2 separate regions of the Homo sapiens genome follow, and region 1 is linked to region 2. A link is a loop called in an ENCODE intact Hi-C map of the cell type or tissue named here. Cell type or tissue: heart left ventricle. All regions are shown on one strand. Each heading gives the region's core, and the rest is flanking DNA. Links, peaks and the distances in the headings are about the cores only. Region 1 has its middle 9.9 kb from the start of LINC02695. Region 2 has its middle 79 kb from the start of CCDC83.

Region 1 (6,294 bases), core at 913-5,912, 270 kb before region 2:
CCAGCCCCTATGCTGAAGCTTGCTAGGGGCCGTCAGCCACCAGACATCTAATTAGCATGCAAAATATAGTCTTACCCTTATCATTCCCAGGATTCCAAAATGTTTCGGGAGCTGTGTGCCAGGAATCTGGGACAAAGATAAGACAAAGATATTTACTTTTTATAATACCATAAAGGCCATTTTTGCTTGCTGCTTCTTGTTATCTGGTGATGTTGTTAAGCATGAAGAAATCATTCTAAAATCTGAGGCTGAAAGTTCATATCAATAACTAAAACTGTACAGATTTAAATGTGTGTTGACTTTAACTTAGAATGCACATCCATTCAGATGTTACATATGCACATTCACAAGGCACATTTGAAGCCTATGCTGTGAATGAAGAGTAGTCTGGGAGGCCCTGCAGCCCTTAGCAATTTGGTCTTTACTTGGAGTTTGTATTTCCTTCCTCGCTTTTTATATTACGTGGCCTTGTCTCATGATGGCACCATTGTGACATATTGTACCAGCTGGCCACACTCTGTTCAACTGTTGTTTGCTTAATGCATTCTCTCATGATAAACTGGACCCAAAGCTTACCTATTCTGCCCCCCACTCCAACTTTAGAATGGCAGGCAAATGATGAAGTTTCCCATGGGAAATCTCTTTTATTTCTTTTTAATATTTTATGTATGTATTTATTATTTAGAGACACTGTCTCTCTCTCTCTCTGTCACCCAGGCTGGAATGCAGTGGCGCAATCATAGCTCACTGCGGCCTAGAATTCCTGGGATCAAACGATCCTCCTGCTTCAGGCTCCCAAAGCGCTGGGATTACAGGTGTGAGCCACCACGCCTGACATCTGCAGGAAATTTTAACTTTATTTTCACCACCATTAGTTCAATTACGATCAAGAATTTACACGTACAAGTCTTGTAAGCAGCTTTGTATTGCTTAACTCCATTTTTGCAATCATCTTAGCTACTGTTTCTGTATTGATGTTACGCAAACGTATACCACTTTATTGGTAAACTGTTTGTTATTTTGTTTTTATATTTTAGTTGGTTCTACTTCTTTGGGTGTCTTTTCTATTGTCTTATTCCTTAATGTGTATGCTTTAAATGTGTATGTCTGAGATACTGTTAAAAAAAAAGATTAATTTTACATTTGGATGGCTGGTAAATAACATAATTTTAGTGGACATTTATTACAATAAATAAAAGAGAAGAGTAAATTCTTGTAGGTTTCTATGAAATCAGTTTTCTTGTAGCATTATACTCACCTAATATAGACTAAACAAAACATTCCTGTGCTTAACAATTAGTAGCAAGTCCATGCCATTCACTAAATATTTATTGAGGACTTTCTCTGGGCCAGACACATATGGGGTAGAGCTCACAGGACATAGCAAGATGCTGTGTGTCTAGAGTTAAAAGAGCAACAACAGGCCCTATCACTCTTCTGCTTAAAATACTTGGATAGCCTTAGGTCCAAATCAGTTCAAAATATTCCTTTACCATCCAGACACTGGCTCAAGGAGCTCAAAAAGGGAAAAGGTGGCTTTAAAATACTGAGCTGTGGCTGGGTGTGGTGGTTCATGCCTGTAATCCCAGCACTTTGGGATGCTGAAGAAGGTAGATCACCTGGGGCTAAGAGTTTGAGACCAGCCTGGCCAACATGGTGAAACCTCATCTCTACTAAAAATACAAAAAATTAGCTGGGTGTGGTGGTGCACACCTGTAGTCCCAGCTACTCGGGAGGCTGAGGCATGAGAATTTCTTGAACCCAAGAGGTGAAGGTTGCAGTGAGCTGAAATTGCGCCACTGCACTTCAGCCTGGGCAGCAGACTGAACACTCTGTCTGAACAACAGCAACAACAAAAAGATGCTAAGCTGTGCCTCTGACCCTGCATTTTTTCCTCTTTGCTATGTCTTAGTACTTTCTGGTCATGTTTCATATTAATTATTTCTGGTTTCCTGTCAGCTTTGAATTAATCCTAGCTTTGTCCCCTGGGCCCTCACTTTCAGATCCTCTCAGTTCTATTCCATGCATATTATGGGGAGTGTCTTACCCTACCCATAACCACACCCAGCTTCTGTAAGTATAATCCCAGAATGGCATCTGAGACCCCACTTGCCTGGCAGAGGAGTTTCGATGTGTTCCATAGCTTTGATGTTACTATTCCTTACTTTAAGACACAAGATGCTTTTAGATCTGACACATGTTCATTTCACTAGCTTGTCTCCTGCCATTCCTCAACTAGGATGTTATGGATCTGTCCTATTGAATTTCTTGAGCAGTTTCTGGAGCATGTAATTTTATTTCCCATCTCAGTTTTTGCACATGGCACATTTCCTTCTCATAAAAACCCTTGCTCCACCATCCCCAATTCTCCAGCTATCTCCTCCTCTTAACCTCAAAGCTAGTTTCAGGGGTCGCATCTCCCAAGAAGTTCCAATCTCACTTAGATGCTTCTCCTTTAGGCTACAGTGTTTATGGCACAGTAGCAATTGCTTTACTTATGTGTCTCCCCCCTGCTCCCAGATTTTGAAAGAGGTTACCACATTTTATTCGACTTTTTTTTTTTTTTTAAACAGAGTGTCACTCTGTCACCCAGGCTGGAGTGCAGTGGTGCCAGCTTGGCTCACTGCAATCTCTGCCTCCCGGGTTCAAGTGATTCTTATGCCTCAGCCTCCCAAGTAGCTGGGATTAAAGGTGGGTGCCACCACACTTTGTATTTTCAGTAGAGACAGGGTTTCGCCATGTTGCCCAGTCTGGTCTAGCATTCCTGAACTCAGGCCATCTGCCAGCCTTAGCCTCCCAAAGTGCTGGTACTGCAGGCATGAGCCACCATGCCCAACCTTTTATTAGACTTTCTATCCTATCCCTAGCCTATGATAGGGACTCATTAAGTGACTATTGAGTAAATCAGTGAATGAATGAATTAATGAATAAGTGAATATATTGCCTAATACGTCTACTTAAAGCCTCTTAGAAAGCAGGTGTGGTATGAATTGTAAACAAACAATAGTACTACAATCTTAATATGGAGGGTGAAAAATAGAAAGGTCTTCAACAGATAATATTTTTTTCTATTTATATATGTTCCTTTTTTTCTAGATATGAGCAAAAGTCTGAGTGCCAATTGCTGAATCAAGATTTACCCAAATGTTACCAAAACCAATGGCAAGTTAGTCAAATTTAGGACTCATCAGTGAGTTAACAATTATTGAGTATCTATTATGTGCACATCACTGTTTATAAGGATGTTGTGATTTAGTGAGGGAGCATATACAAAAATAACCCTGAGGAAGGGCAGACTGTAATAATCAGATTAGAGACTCAAACCACATTCTGTGGGATTCAAATGGAAAAAAAGATTAATTCTTATTAGAAGTAATGAAGTCAACAATGTATGGGGTGGGCACAGGCTGTGAAAATCAGGACAACCAGCTAATTAATGTTGCACAGAATAAATGGTGAATTGCATAACATCTATTGCTTGTCAGCTGGTTGTTTTGCTCTACAACTGCCTTAACCTCTGAGTGACATGGAAGTGAGAAAAAGAAGGAAGTGCAGCAGGACTCAAAGGGGAAGAAATGACTCTTGCTAAAGAAGGAAGAGAAGTGGAACCAACCACAGGGAGGAGAGATGGGGTAAAAATTGCTTTGAGGCCGGGCGCAGTGGCTCACGCCTGTAATCCCAGCACTTTGGAAGGCCGGCCAAGGCGGGCGGATCACGAGGTCAGGAGATGGAGACCATCCTGGCTAACACGGTGAAACCCCGTCTCTACTAAAAAAAATACAAAAAATTAGCAGGGCGTGGTGGCGGGCGCCTGCGGAGGCTGAGGCAGGAGAATGGTGTGAACCCGGGAGGCGGAGCTTGCGGTGAGCGGAGATCGCGCCACTGCACTCCAGCCTGGGCGACAGAGGGAGACTCCGTCTCAAAAAATAAAATAAAATTGTTTTGATTCCGTTGTAGCATTTCCTTGAGTCTCTTCAGTTCTAAGAATAGGGAAAGGAAGAAAAGAAGAGAGCCTGTCATGGAACCAAAGGAAGACAGCATCAAAATAAGGAGAAAAGAGCAAAGAAGCAGAAACAACTTGGAATTATGCCACAGAATTATGCCACCATACTGCTGCTTATAAAACGTTCATACTGAAAACGTTTTAGTGACGGTACAAATAAAAAGGTGGAGGAGGCATGGTTGTAGATAACGGTCTAAGGAAAAAAGTGTGTTACTATGGTTATCATTAGAACTTTTCACAAATAGTCCCACTCTTCCCATTAATGTACACTGGGGGATCAAACTGCCACCTCCTTTGAGGATTTATATGGCTGTGTGGCTTGCATTGGCCAATAAAATGTGAGGGGAAGTGACAGATATGTAGAGTGTATGAGAAATACCTTGCAGCCACTGAGATTTGGAGTGTTAGTATAAGCTAACCTGTCTTTACTAATACAGTTACCCACAAAGAAAAGGAAAAGATTGCTAATATTTATGCAAAAAAAAAGATTGAGAGAGATAAATTTGTAGGACAGGTCAAAGGAGTACTATAAGAGTTGGATTTAAGTTAGAAATAAAATGTAAAGCTAAATAGTTAAGCATTATAAAATGTGTAATAATTTCTTTCTTCTAATTATTGTATGTCTTTCTCTTTGTAATATTCTTCTTCATACACAGCATCTGCTTTTACAGTTTCAACTACTGCCTCAGTGTGAACACTTAGAAACTCATCTATCTGTTTTGACAATAATATTCACATTTCTAACTGCCTACAAAAATGTACATATTTTAAAAGACTCCCAGTACAACTGTTCACACATGTTCATGTCTAAGAATGAAACAATGAAACTCCCTAGAAGACCAAACCTCCCCCAAAAAAATTCCTTTCCCCTTCCTGTTAACAAAATCTCCCCTCAAGCTTTGCTAGTTAACTTAGATCACTTCCTCCTTATTCCTCTTTATTCAATCTCTGCTTCAAAATGCCTCTCAGATTTACCACTTTCTCTACTCACATCTCAGCTACCCTAGTCCAAATGTATTTAACTCATAACTGGACCATGGTCATAAACTCCTCTCCTCCTCTCCAATATATTCTCCCACCCCTCCATCCTGCCCACTCTTTCCAGACTAATCTTCTCTCCACAAAGATCCTCTGTGACCCCTCAGCCTGTGTCCAACAGCATTCACCATAGCCTGCCCCTCCAGGCCTCTCCCACTGCTTACCAGCTGCTGTGCTCAGGCTGGCGTGTTAGGTGTTTGCTGTGCCGTGAGCCATTCTGCTCATTCCTCCTTCCTTATTTTACCAACATTTTTACCTCCAACTCTGCAAGTGCTCTCACTTTCATCTTCCCAGTAAAAAATCCCACACATCTTTAAAGCTCACCTTATATCCCTTTTCCTCTTTTCCCAGAAGACTTACTCAACAAATCCCACCCAAAGAGATCCCTCCCTTTCTCTACCCACATAGCACTAGTCACAGAGTTTAAAGTTCTCTGAGAAGTCATATAGAACAATCCTTCAATTTTATAGTTGAGGTTGAGAGACTTGGTTAGTCCTGCAACCAGTTAGTGACAAATAAAACTAGAATCCAGATGTCTCGAATGCATTTTCTTTCCCACTGCATTTTACTGCCTTTTCTTTGTTAACTGCAAGATGTTTTACAGTTTAATCCTATTCAACCTTATATTTTGTTTAGTGTTTAAAAATCATGTATCCTTGATTAGATCATAGGCAGCTTAGGTGCAATGATGTGATGCAGGGTCTATATTAGATAAAAAGCCCTTATTGAGGGGGCATTTAAGGCTGTCGTTCACAGTAAGGTTTAATGTAGGGCCAAACCATTAAACTAATATGTTTTGGAATAATTGGGAATCAGAGCCAGGAACACAAATCAAACCAAGGAGAAAAAATAAGAGAGTAATTTAATGTCAGGAGCTTAGAAAACCAGAATCAAGAGAAATGAGGAAGGTTCCAGAGTACAAACTCCTTGGTTGAATTATAGGTGGTTCAAGAGAGGTAGGTCAATAGGGACATGTTCCTACCCAACTCCTAGAACAGCGGGTATAGGAAGAAGAAAATGGATCCTTACCAATATCCCCACAAGGCTCCTCTGTCTAGCTAGAGAAGATGACCCTAAAAGGGGACACCAAGCATAAGAAAGCATGATTTCTAATTATAGAAGGTCTTGCCAGCCAGAGGGGCTGAGCAGGGAGGCCAGAGCTGCTCAGATCCAAAAGGTGCTAAGATGCCCTTAATTGGCTGTTGGCGCAACCCCATAATCCTCCTGAGGCAGAAGGATTGCTTTAGCCCAGG
Region 2 (6,294 bases), core at 386-5,385:
CTTTTCTTTTTTTTTTTTAAGACAGAGTCTTGCTCTGTTGCCCAGGTTGGAATGTAATGGTGTGATCTTGGCTCACCACAACCTCTGCCTCCCGGGTTCAAGAGATTCTCCTGCCTCAGCCTCCCATGTGGCTGGGACTACAGGCATGTGCCACCATGCCTGGCTAATTTTTGTCTTTTTAGTAAAGACAGGGTTTTACCATGTTGGCCAGGCTGGTCTCAAACTCCTGACCTCAGGTGATCCACCCGCCTTGGCCTCCCAAAGTGCTGGGATTACAGGCGTGAACCACCATGCCCGGCCTAATTAAACTCTTTCTTTGCTGCAAAAAACCTGCTGTTCTCAGTGTGTTGGGCTTTCTGGGCAGCAGGTAAGATGAACCCATCAGGCAGCACTAGAGTTTATCAGAACCAACTTTTGGGTTTGTTGATTTTCTCCTGTGTATGTCAGCTTTCTCTTTAATTGGTTTCTGCTTGTGGTGTTATGATATATAGTTGGTTCATCATTCCCATATCCCTCGTTGCGGTCTTTTTTCTTTTTTTAAAATTACCCGTTCTATGAACACCTTGTTACAATCTTTTGTTGTTATAATGTTGGATGTGTTAGACCCAACCAGCGGCCTCAGAAAACAGAATCTCTCTCCTGTCTTCCTTTCACTTGCCCCAAGGCAGGAGTCTAATGTTTCCCTGCCACTCTGATTGTGGGGCTTAAGCGGGGCAGTCTTGGGGACTGAGCCCCCTCACTCTATGGGTTCTGACACCATATCCAGGTAGATCGTGTTGGAACTGAATTGGAGAACACCCAGCTGGTGTCTACTGCTCGGCATGTGGCAAAAAACCCCACATTTGGTCACAGAAGTCTTCTGTATTATTGACCATTTTTGTTTTGGGTAAAAAAATATAAAAATTTTAAAACGAGGTCCTCTGTGTTGATTGTTGTGGTGGGCAAGTAAAGGAAAAACACTGTTTGCGACAGTTTTTCCTGAAACAGTGTTCTCATCTGTATTTTCTTACCTTTACTTTGGATTTATTTTTTTTTCCTAGATCCTGTGAAAGGAAAATATCTTGGGCCCCCAAAATCACAAAGCTAAAGGGAAAAGTCAAGCTGTGAACTGCTTAGGGCAAACCTGCCTCCCATTCTATTCAGTCACCCCTCTACTCACTGAGATAAATGCACATCTGATTGCCTCCTTTGGAAAGGCTAATCAGAAACTCAAAAGAATGCAACCATTTGTCTCTTATCTACCATGACCTGGAAGCCCCCTCCCTGCTTCAAGTTGTCCCACCTTTCCAGACAGAACCAATGTTCATCTTACATATGTTGATTGATGTCTCATGTCTCCCTAAAATATACAAAACCAAACTGCCCTGACCACCTTGGGCACACGTCATCAGGACTTCCTGAGGCTGTGTCATGGGTGTGTGTCCTCAACCTTGGCAAAATACCTTTTTTTAAAATTCTGCACGGTGGTCCTGAGAGTGGTGGGTGCCACCCTGTCCTGGGTGGAGGAAGGGCCCAAGGGCCAGTTAAGGCCAATGGCGGGAGAAGGGGGGTGCTGCAGACTCTAGAATGCGGAGAAGCCAGGGGGAGGCCCGGAGGCAGCGGTGATAGGCCAGTGGAGGGTGGAAAGCACCAGACTGGGACCGGGCCAGGGCTACAGGGCCAAGGACCCAGGCCACAGGGCACCCTGGGAGGCGGGCACAGGGTCACATGACACAGAACATGAAACACAGGCACAGGCTCATAGTAAGCACATGGACAAGTGGGCACAGGTTCACAGGCCAGATGCATACTAAGCATGGCTGGGCCAGACAGCGGGACACAGTGGTGGTGTCACACAGAGACCACAGGGGAGACACGGCGCTATAGGACACATGGACTTGACGGCCACAATGCACAGACCAGGTCACAGAGCTCAAGGGATGTGGAAAGGAGCCTTTTGGCACTACTGCACTGGAATCATGTGAGACAAGAGTGGTGGGGCCTCTGGAGGTGCCTGGGGCACCAGTGGCCCCACTGGGCTTAGCCCGTCTTCCACTTTGTTGAGCAGCTTCACCACCTCATCATAGATGATAAACACTATGGCCACATCCAGGTTGACCTGGCCCAGCGCGGGACAATGCCCTTGTAGAATGCCTTGAGCTCCTCCTTCCTCAGGATCTGCCAGCCACAGTCCATCAAGTTCCGGTATTTGTGCGCCTCCAGGCCCTACCTGCGGGTCTTAATCACGTCCAGAGGAGTGTTTCCAAAGACGCTGGCTGTGCACACGATGGCTCCGAAGCCCCCAGTGATCAGCGGGTTCATGGGCTTGTTGGGGTTGTCTCCTCGGTACCAGTTGTGCAGGGAATGTCATGACGAAGAAGCGGATGGCCTGGTTCCAGCCCTGTTTCAGTACGGTGGCCGTGAGGCTCTGATACATCCCCTTCAGCCCTTGTTCCCGCACAATCTTCCTAACCCGTAGAAGAATCCTCGGTACTTGGGGTTTGGGGAGGTCTGGTCGTGGATGAACCTCACCTTGATGGTCTCCATGGGGCACACGATCACCACGGCCTCAGCCACTCCAGCGCCCAGGCAGCACAGCAGCCCGCGCGTGCTGTCCAGCCGTCCCTGGGAATCCCGCAGGTGGTTGCCGAGGAACTAGAACATTCCGAAGCTGGCGGCCGCTTTGGGGATGGAGCCGTAGAGCAGGGAGCTGAGACTGCGGTACAGGCCCAGAACGCCATGGCTGCGGACTGTCTGCCACACCCACTCCCCGATGCTCTGGTACCGCGGCGGGTTCGAGGGCTAGTCCAGCTGCCACTGCGTCTTCACGTACTGGGTGGGGAAGGTGATGTAGATCTCAATGCCGCCCGCCAGGCCGCCTGCCAGGATCGCCTTCCCCAGGTGCGTCAGCTTGGCCTTCCCAGACGCTGGCGCGGCGGCCGCCAGAGCGTGTGGGGCTCGAGGCGCGGACGCGGGCGGGAGGCTGGGCGCCCGCCCAGTGGCGGCCTTCGGTCCGAGCTTCCTGAACTCCGCACTCAAAATGAACTTTCTAAATTAACTGAGACCTGCCTGAAATTTTCGGGGTTCACAATCCTTAAGGTAACAGCTTGAGATTTTTCAGCCTTTCTTTTTTAATACATGAATTTAAAGTTATATATTTGTCTTTAAACACAACTTTTGCTGGATCCAAAAGGTTTTGACATGTCATATTTTCATTATTCAAAATATTTTCTCATGAGTTATTAAAAAGTGTTCTGCTTACTTTCTAATTATTTGAAGGGTTTTTGTTGTTGTTGTTTTTAAATTTCACCGTGGGCTGGGTGCCGAGGCTCACACTTGTAATCCCAGAACTTTAGAAGGCCGAGGCGGTGGATCACCTGAGGTCAGGAGTTTGAGACCAGCCTGGGCAACATGGTGAAACCCCGTCTCTACTAAACATACAAAAATTAGCTTGGCATGGTGGCAGGCGCCTATAATCCCAGCTACTCGGGAGGCTGAGGCAGGAGAATCACTTGAACCCGGGAGGCGGAGGTTGCAGGGAGCCGAGATAATGCCACTGCACTCCAGCCTAGGCGACAGAGTGAAACTCCATCTCAAAAAAAAAAATAAAAAAATAAAATTCCACAGTGGTCAGAGAACACATTCTATGTGATTACAATTTTTCTGAGTATTTGTTGTGACTTCTTTATGACTTGCATGTGGTCTATTTTTGGAAATGTTTCATGTCCACATGAAAGGAATGAACGTTATACAGTCGTTAACTTATATTAATTTTGTCGAATTGATTTATCACTTGTTGAGAGAGGTGCAGTAAGATCTTCAAGTCTGTATTTGTCTCTTTTTTCTTTTTCCTTTTTTATTATGAAATATATATAACATACAATTTACTGTATCTTTTTTACTTTGGTAAACTTTGCTTTATGTATTTTGAGACCATGTTTATTATGTGCATACAAATCTAGGATTGTTATGTCATTCTGATGAACTGGCTCATTTACTATTATATTTTTCTTCATTTTTTTTTAATCTTAATACTTCCTGCCTTAAAGTCTACTTTGTCTGATATTAGTTTGGTCAAACTGTCTTCATTTTGGTTGATGTTTGCATGGTGTATCCTTTTTTTTTTTCTGAGACAGGGTCTTACTCCATCACCTGGGCTGTAGTGCAGTGGTATAGTCATAGCCTTAACCTCCCATGCTCAGGTGATCCTGACACCTCAGCCTCCTGAGAAGCTGGGACCACAGTCACACTCCACCACTTCGAGCTAATTTTAAAAATTTATTCTATGTAGAGAAGGGGGTCTCCCTATGTTTCCCAGGCTGGTCTCGAACTCCTGGGGACTCAAGTGATCCTCTGGTTTCAACTTTCCAAAGTGCTCCACACCTGGCCCATGGTGTATCTTTTTGCAGTCTGTGACTTTATTTATTTATAAACAGACTATTATCTTCAAGGTTTTAGATTTACAAAAGACAATGATGGGACGTACAGTGATCTCATATACGCCACACTCAGTTTGTCCTGTATTAATCTTTGTCTTTAGTATGGTACTTTTCACACAATTAATGAACCAATATTGCAATATGTGTTGTTCTTGTCTAAAGTTTATACATTTATTCAGATTTGCTTAGTTTTGGCCAAATGTCTCATTCTCTGTATCAGGACCCCCTTTCAAGATATGGCATTGTTACAGTAGGTAGTCAGGCAGACATTAGCAGGCAGGAGAGGGTCCCCACTCCACCAGGAACATCAGGCAACCATCAAGTGATGGTCAGGCGGTTTTAACTGTCTCTTTAAAATAATAATTGGCAGGGCACAGTGGCTCATGCCTGTAATCCCAGCACTTTGGGAGGTCGAGGCCAGCGTATTACCAGAGCTAAGGAATTTGAGACCCGCCTGGCCAACACGGTGAAACCCGGGCTCTACTAAAAATCCAAAAAAAGTAGCAGGGCGTGGTGGCTCATGCCTGTAATCTCAGCTATTTGGGAGGCTGAGGCAGGAGAATCGCTTGAATCCAGGAGGTGGAGGTTGCAGTGAGCTGAGATTGCGCTGCTGCACTCCAGCCTAGGTGATAGAGCCAGACTCCATCTCTAAATAAACAAATAAATAAACAAATAAATAAATAAATATTGGTTACAACTGGTGCCAGGGAAAGGCGGTCTCCCAATAGATAGAAACACCTGGAACTCGTGATCAGCAGCTTCCTGATAAGATCTCAGTAGTTGGGGGAGTGGGCTCAAGCATGTACATTGAGAGGCAAAATGGGGGACTTTAACTGCTATATGACCTTCTAGGAACATTCAACTGGTAAGGTAAGAGTGCCTCAAGTGAGCATGCATACAACTCCTGTTAACACATTGGACATGCAGCCCCTCCCAAGGGCTGGCAAGCCACTGCACATGCGGTCAGCTCAGCCCATGAGAAGAACCAGGGGAGAAGTAACGCAAGACCCCAGAAGCATGCCAGCATGTAAAACTCCAAGTCGAAGGTCACACCATCCACTTGATTTCTCAAGTCACCTGCTAGGCCCTCTTCCAAGTGTACTTTTCTTCCTTTCATTCCTGCTCTAAACTTTTTAATACTCCTGCTCTAAAACTTGCCCTGGTCTCTCCCTTTGCCTTATGCCTCTTGGTTGAATTCTTTCTTCTGAGGAGGCAAGAATTCAGTTTGCTGCAGACCCATACAGATTGGCCACTGCTAACAGCATTATGCTTAGATTCCATGTGTCAGTTCTTTAGAACTTGAATCTGTAGATTGTCTTTAATCAGTTTTGGTAAACTCAGCCATTATGTCTTCAAATATTTCTTCTCCTTTATCCCTACTACCGCTTTTCCTTGAACACTAACTGCAGTTAGCGGATGTTGGACTGCTTAATTGCACATGTTCATTACCACTGTGTTCTGCTCTTTCTATTCTTTATTCTTTCTGGAATTGTGTTTGACTATTTTTGGATATTGGATATTGACTTATCCCAAATTTCACTATTTCTGGTTTCTTCCATATCCAGTCTGCCATTAGACTGATTTATTACTTTTTGATTTTGTATATTTTGATTTCTAGAATGTCCGTTGGGTTCTTCTTTATAGAGTCTAATGCTCTGTTGAAATTCTTCATATTTTTACCTGTTTTATTCATCTTTTCCTTGCTTTCTTTAACATATTTATAATAATATTCTCTTTTTTTATACTTTAAGTTCTGGGATACATGTGCAGAGCTGTTGGGATTCACTCAGGATAGTGGCAGAAATATTAAAGGGAAATATTAGGGAAAGTTTTAGAGAATAGTCACAAACCTTTTTGGAAGGCTGCAAGATTACAT

The links. Peaks named below come from ENCODE experiments on the same cell type or tissue, not always from the same donor. Only the 100,000 strongest peaks of a DNase experiment are listed, where the experiment ranks them.
Region 1: a loop joins it to region 2, with 4 times the contacts of the local background. A loop is called at or near these places in 89 of 110 quality-filtered maps.

Annotation. Positions count from the first base shown.
Region 1 is chr11:86,200,260-86,206,553 of GRCh38, reverse strand. No RefSeq gene overlaps it. Among named protein-coding and RNA genes, the nearest start is that of LINC02695, 9.9 kb to the right of the region's middle. RefSeq lists enhancers at 3,343-3,843, 3,844-4,344. In heart left ventricle, for the core only: a CTCF peak has its summit at 3,904; a DNase peak (open chromatin) is centred at 3,813; H3K4me3 peaks cover 1,012 bases; H3K27ac peaks cover 600 bases.
Region 2 is chr11:85,931,389-85,937,682 of GRCh38, reverse strand. It overlaps the pseudogene SLC25A1P1. Among named protein-coding and RNA genes, the nearest start is that of CCDC83, 79 kb to the right of the region's middle. RefSeq lists enhancers at 957-1,547, 1,548-2,139. In heart left ventricle, for the core only: no CTCF peak of the experiment used is centred there; a DNase peak (open chromatin) is centred at 2,776; H3K4me3 peaks cover 432 bases.